Linked DNA regions of Homo sapiens: region 2 is linked to region 1. Evidence: chromatin loops called from intact Hi-C (ENCODE). Cell type or tissue: heart left ventricle. All regions are shown on one strand. Each heading gives the region's core, and the rest is flanking DNA. Links, peaks and the distances in the headings are about the cores only.

Evidence for each region. A loop is a pair of places that touch in the nucleus more often than their neighbours do. Peaks named below come from ENCODE experiments on the same cell type or tissue, not always from the same donor. Only the 100,000 strongest peaks of a DNase experiment are listed, where the experiment ranks them.
Region 2: a loop joins it to region 1, with 4 times the contacts of the local background. A loop is called at or near these places in 33 of 110 quality-filtered maps.

What each region holds. Positions count from the first base shown.
Region 1 is chr1:69,736,227-69,739,037 of GRCh38, forward strand. The region is part of intron 2 of LRRC7 (leucine rich repeat containing 7); the gene reads left to right. Among named protein-coding and RNA genes, the nearest start is that of LRRC7, 170 kb to the left of the region's middle. In heart left ventricle, for the core only: a CTCF peak has its summit at 1,549 (motif pointing left); no DNase peak of the experiment used is centred there.
Region 2 is chr1:68,469,350-68,472,160 of GRCh38, forward strand. No RefSeq gene overlaps it. Among named protein-coding and RNA genes, the nearest start is that of DEPDC1-AS2, 8.4 kb to the right of the region's middle. In heart left ventricle, for the core only: a CTCF peak has its summit at 1,186 (motif pointing right); no DNase peak of the experiment used is centred there.

The DNA of each region.
Region 1 (2,811 bases), core at 42-2,541:
TAAGATTTGACTACTTTTTCTGACCAATTCACTAAGAATAGAAAATTATTGATTTATTCAGTAAACTAAGTAGGTTTAAAATTTTAACATTTGCTAAGTCATTTGGCTGTACTTCATCTCTTAGAAAACAAGGAATATTATTTATAATTACTGCTTTTCTATTTTTAGCTTTTTACACAAATAAAATTATTTAATATTTTCTTCAGACTTTAACAGAATCCAGTGGTATTTGAATGACAAAGAGACATTTTTATCATCAAAAGCAGGTTTTCAAAAATAATTTATCAGTGTTTGGGAATAAGTTAGGTAATGACTGTCTTTCCAAGGAACAAAACATCTTCTGAGAGATAAAAATTTTTACTGGGAAAGTTACAGAAAATTTGGGTTAATTTTAATATAAATGTGTGTGTGTGGTGAATAAATACAGTTTTTATAGTAAAGCCATCACCTATTTGAATATGAATTCACTTAGTCAGGGCTTTGGGACTTTGCTGCCTTATCTGAGGAAAGGGGACCAGGCTGCGGGTTCTTTCTCTTCTTTCTCCGTGTTGAGGCTCACAGTAGGCCCTTGCCTATTTAATGTAGCCATTGTAATTATTATCATCACCATCATTATCTTTACACTGCCTTTGATATTATTAGCCTTTGGATTAATGTGAGACAATAAGTTGTAAACCAAGGTTCTGAAAGGATGAGTCTTTTTTATAGAAAGGAGTTAAAGGTGACCTTTTTGTATTGGTCTTTATACTGTTTACTTCTTCATAGCTAGTTCCAAGCCTGCCAGTGCCAAACTCAAATTCTTACACCTCCGATTGGTTTACATATAGCCCAAATTATTATACTGTAAGCTACTTAAGAGTCTGCCTGCTTTGCATTCTTTACAAAACTTCACTTAACATCCACTAGCCAGAGATTAGACAAACTCTGTGATATGATTCAGCTGTGTCCCCACCCAAATCTCATCTTGAATTGTAGCTCCCATAAACCGCACGTGTTGTGAGAGGAACCTGGTGGGAGGTAATTGAATCATGCCAATGGGTTTTTCCCATGCTGTTCTCGTGATAGTAAGTCTCACGAGATCTGATGGTCTTTTTAAGGGCAGTTCCCCTGCACAGGCTTTCTTGCCTGCCACCATGGAAGACATGCCTTTGCTCTAATGATCCCTTGCCTTCCACCATGATTGTGAGGCCTCCTAGCCATGTAGATGTGCGAGTCCATTAAATCTCTTTTTCTTTATAAATTACCCAGTCTCAGGTATTTCTTCATAGCAATATGAAAAAAATGGACTAATACACCCTGTAACTATTTGATGCTACCCTTTGTAGCTTTGACCCAGAGACTCCCCCACATGGCTGCAGAGTGACATCAGGTAGACATATAAACCCCCTGTCCAATTCCCTGCTTTCCCAGAATTTCCTTGCCCTAGTTTACTTCTATGTAGTGGTCCCATGCTATTGTATCTGGAAGGTCTTCCAGTGTTAGACACTTCCCAGAACTCTTGCAAACCTGTCCAAGTGCTGCCTAATAAAGACTGTTGTGCAATACTGCCATCTTGTGGTTGTGTCTTTTCCTTGATTGGCTCCAAAATCCTTGAACTCACCACAGTCTCATACCAGAGTTTTGGATCAAAGACTAAGAAGCTGAGAGTCTTTTAATAAATATTAGGGCTGGACTTTACTCTTTTGCTTTGTAAGACAGGAGGCAAAGGGAAGGATGGGCTTTGGTCTACATTTATTTCACAGCCTCATCCTAGGGAATTTGATTGTGGACTCTATTGCACTTGTCAAATAGGAAATCTGACTATTTGGCAGAAACGGCTTAATCTTATTCCAGAGGATGACACATCTTGTCTGGGCTTACTGAGATCGGTTTTAGTGTCAAATGAAGGCTGAATTTCTTAAGGAGGACCATCTATGTCTCACTGAGACCACCAAAAATGGCCATGTACCGAGTTCTAATAAGTAATATTGCATTGATTACTTCACTCAGCTTTGTTTAGAGGGAACGTTTCTCTTTTATTGGGAAGGTAACTAGAATGATAGAGCTGGTAATTGGCAGAGCTGGGATTTGCACCCTGACCCTGTCATCCCATAAGCCATGGTCTTGCCTTCTTATCATCCTGTTTACCTGCGCCAGAGCTAGTACTGATCTACAACTAAGTATTTCACGGGACCTTTGAAAATGATACAAATCTATTTTTTAAATATTTTTCTTCATCTTTTTACTCCTTTCCTTGTTTTTCTATTATCAATTCATTAAGTATCTTATAAAATTGAAACTTGAAACTCTTTAAAATAAAAATCCTACTTTTAGAAAAATTGCCTTTGTGTGTTTTTCTTATCACACAAAGTGTTACTTTATCAGTAGGCTGCTGTATGAGCCCGTTGCTTAGGGAGACTGAATAATACCCCTTTGAGAGAGAGAAAAAGAAAGACTATTTTTATTCAAAATCAACATAGTTGGGGTTCTGTTCCTTGTAAAGGCAAGGCCTCCCAGGGAGAGTTTATGTGAGAGAGATAAGACACAGAAAGAGCTAAACTGCTTTATTTAATAAACTATCAGGAATTACACATTTGAATCTTGGCAGACGGAGTAGAAAAAAAACTTAAGTGGACCCTGGAGACAGAAAAAAGTAGATAGGCAGGAGAAAGTTCTTGAAGACTCTTTACAGCTTGGAAACAAACAGGACCTAGAAAAAGATGGCCAAGTGAGAAACCCCTTAAAGAGGAAAATCGGACTATCATTATTCCAAAAATAGCAGCTTTTAGGTTACTGGGTATAATACAAAATTCCTGTATTGAACAATAAACA
Region 2 (2,811 bases), core at 151-2,650, 1.3 Mb before region 1:
TAATTATCTTTTCTGTTTGTTTTTTTTTTGTTTTTGTTTTTTAAGACAGTGTCTCACTCTGTTGCCCAGGCTGGAGTGCAGTGGTGCAATCATGGCTCACTGCAACCTCAAGCTCCCTGGGCTCAGTGATCCTCCCATTTCAGCCTCCCAAGTAGGTGGGATTTCAGGCCTACACCACTGGGCTACTTTTTGTATGTTTTGTAGAGATGGGGTTTCACCATGTTGCACAGGCTGGTCTTGAACTCCTGGGTTCAAGCAATCTGCTTGTCTCGGTCTCCCAAAGTGCTGGGACTACAGGCATTAGCCACCATGCTTGGCCTTATCGTCCATTTTTAATGTAAGGGCAGTCTCATATATTTTTCTTTTCTAGGTGGTTTTTGTGTGTTTTTATTTTCAAAAAGTAATATTGTACATGATTGCAATTAAAATAATACCAAGGATATACACATTAAGAAATAAGACCCTTTTATAGCTCCAAAATTCAGCAACCACTATTTATCAATTTCTTATAACTATCTAACAGTAATATTCTATGCAGGTATTAACATATACATCTATAGCTAAATTTTAAAGGATGTCAGAATGAAAAGAGATGGATAAGTTTTCTAGGAAGACAGTTCCTTCATACTCTATTTTCTCTAAAAGGGCAATGATATGTTCACAACTTTTAAATTTTCTGGGCACAAAAGCAATAAATGGTCTAGAGATATTTCTGTTTTAATTTCAAGGAAAAGGGCACTATTATCAATTGAAGGCATACTGTATGCACATTCTGTACTAGGCACTTTATACATGTCATTTGAGAACTCTCAAACATTTAATGAAGAAAATATTATCCCCATATTTTAAATAAAAAGCCTGCATCTCAGAAAGTTTAAGTAACATTTTAAAGGTTTCACACAGCTGGTAAGTAATGAGTCCCAAGAACGCAGTTCTGTGTGATCCCCAAAATCCGTGCTCATTCCATATATATTCCAGATGCTGTGCATTATGTTTGATATTTTGATTATTAATATAGACAGTCGATATTAGCTTAGTGGTTAAAAGATTTCTATCAGAGATCTGTACCTGTAAATTCACCTTTTTAAAATTTGTGAATAACATCACTTTGTATTTGACATTATAAAGCTATATTTAGTAGAGCCAAATCCATTTTAAGAAGAAATTTCCATAAACTAAAAAGAGCTGCATCAGAGGAGGCCTGCAGATGGCACTGCTGCCTGAGAGTCACTTAAAAAAATGCATAAAGAATTACTTTAGAAATTATCCAATGCTGATTCCAAAAGTTAAATTTCAACCAATATTTGAGTAATTTATAATTTGTGTAATTCCTTCCAGTTTATGGTTGATGTTGAAATTTAATTTTCACTTTAATGAATGAGTAGAGTAATGCTTAGTAGCATTTCTATCCAGTAAAAGGTAGACTATAAGCCTGTGTGGATGGGACACATGAAGATCCATTAAGTTGGAGAAAAGAAAGAGATTCCGATTCTTTGCTTGGGCATAAGGTGCTGCCTGACAGATCAGATTACTGAGCAATCAGAAGACAGATGGAGACTGCTAAGATCTAAAGATGAATGCAGGAATTTCCGAGTTATAAATCAGAAACCTAATGAAAACACATGAATACAAAAGTCTGAGACATTGTATGTAATAAACAAAAATGGCAGGTCTTTTATCACTGTATTTTTAGTGTTACCATGAAATTTTTTTTTTTTTTTTTTTGAGATGGAGTTTTGCTCTTGTTGCCCAGGCTGGAGTGCAATCGTGTGATGTTGGCTCACCGCAACCTCTGCCTCCCGGGTTCAAGCAATTCTCCTGCCTCAGCCTCCCAAGTAGCTGGGATTATAGGCATGTGCCACCACACCCGGCTAATTTTGATTTTTTAGTTGAGACAGGGTTTCTCCATGTTGGTCAGGCTGGTCTCGAACTCCCTATCTCAGGTGATCCGCCCGCCTCGGCCTCCCAAAGTGCTGGGATTACAGCATGAGCCACCACGCCTGGCCTCATGAATTTTTAAGGAAAGTTATTGCAAATCTTTAACCCTAGCTAATCATATAAGCTTTAGAAGACAAAAAGGTACTTTTTCTTGAGTAGTTAAGAGATATAAAGTTCTGGAGATAGACTACTCCAAGATTTTCATAGGATCATATCTGGATGATAAGATTATAAGTGATTTAAACTTTCATTTCCAAATCATCTATATATATTTTTAAATATGAAATAATCAATAAATATTAAATTTTAAGATAACCAAAACCACTGTTCTCATTCCTTCTGTCTCTTACATATTAACACAAAACCTTTTTTTTTTTTTTTTTTTTTTTTAGTTTTAATGCTAGGGGTCCCTAGTAGTGAATGTGGGGTGTTCTGCACAGATTCTTTCAGAGTTGAGTCATTTATTCCTCCAGCTGTCAGGAATATTGGCTACATTCCTCTTTAGGAACTGTGCTTGGCTAAAGGGAACTACGTTACCAAGCTTACATCTCTTCCCCAGGATCAGCCCATATCCATTGACTGGTTTATATGAAGGTAAAAGACCCAGCCCCATTTCTTAATTTGGGACAATTCTGAAAAGTCATCACAGCTCCAGGACCCCCCATGGGATCAACTGAGGCCTTTATTGCAATTGCATTGTGGTTAAATTTTTTCTTTTGCCCCATCCCACCTCCATCACTTTCTTACAAATGTCATTCTCAAGTAAACCTCATAAACACAAATATTTGTCTCAGTATTGTGGGGAACATGATCTAAGACAAAACTAGGAGTAGTCCTAAGAAGCTGACATCAGCTCCCAGCCAACTTAGCAAA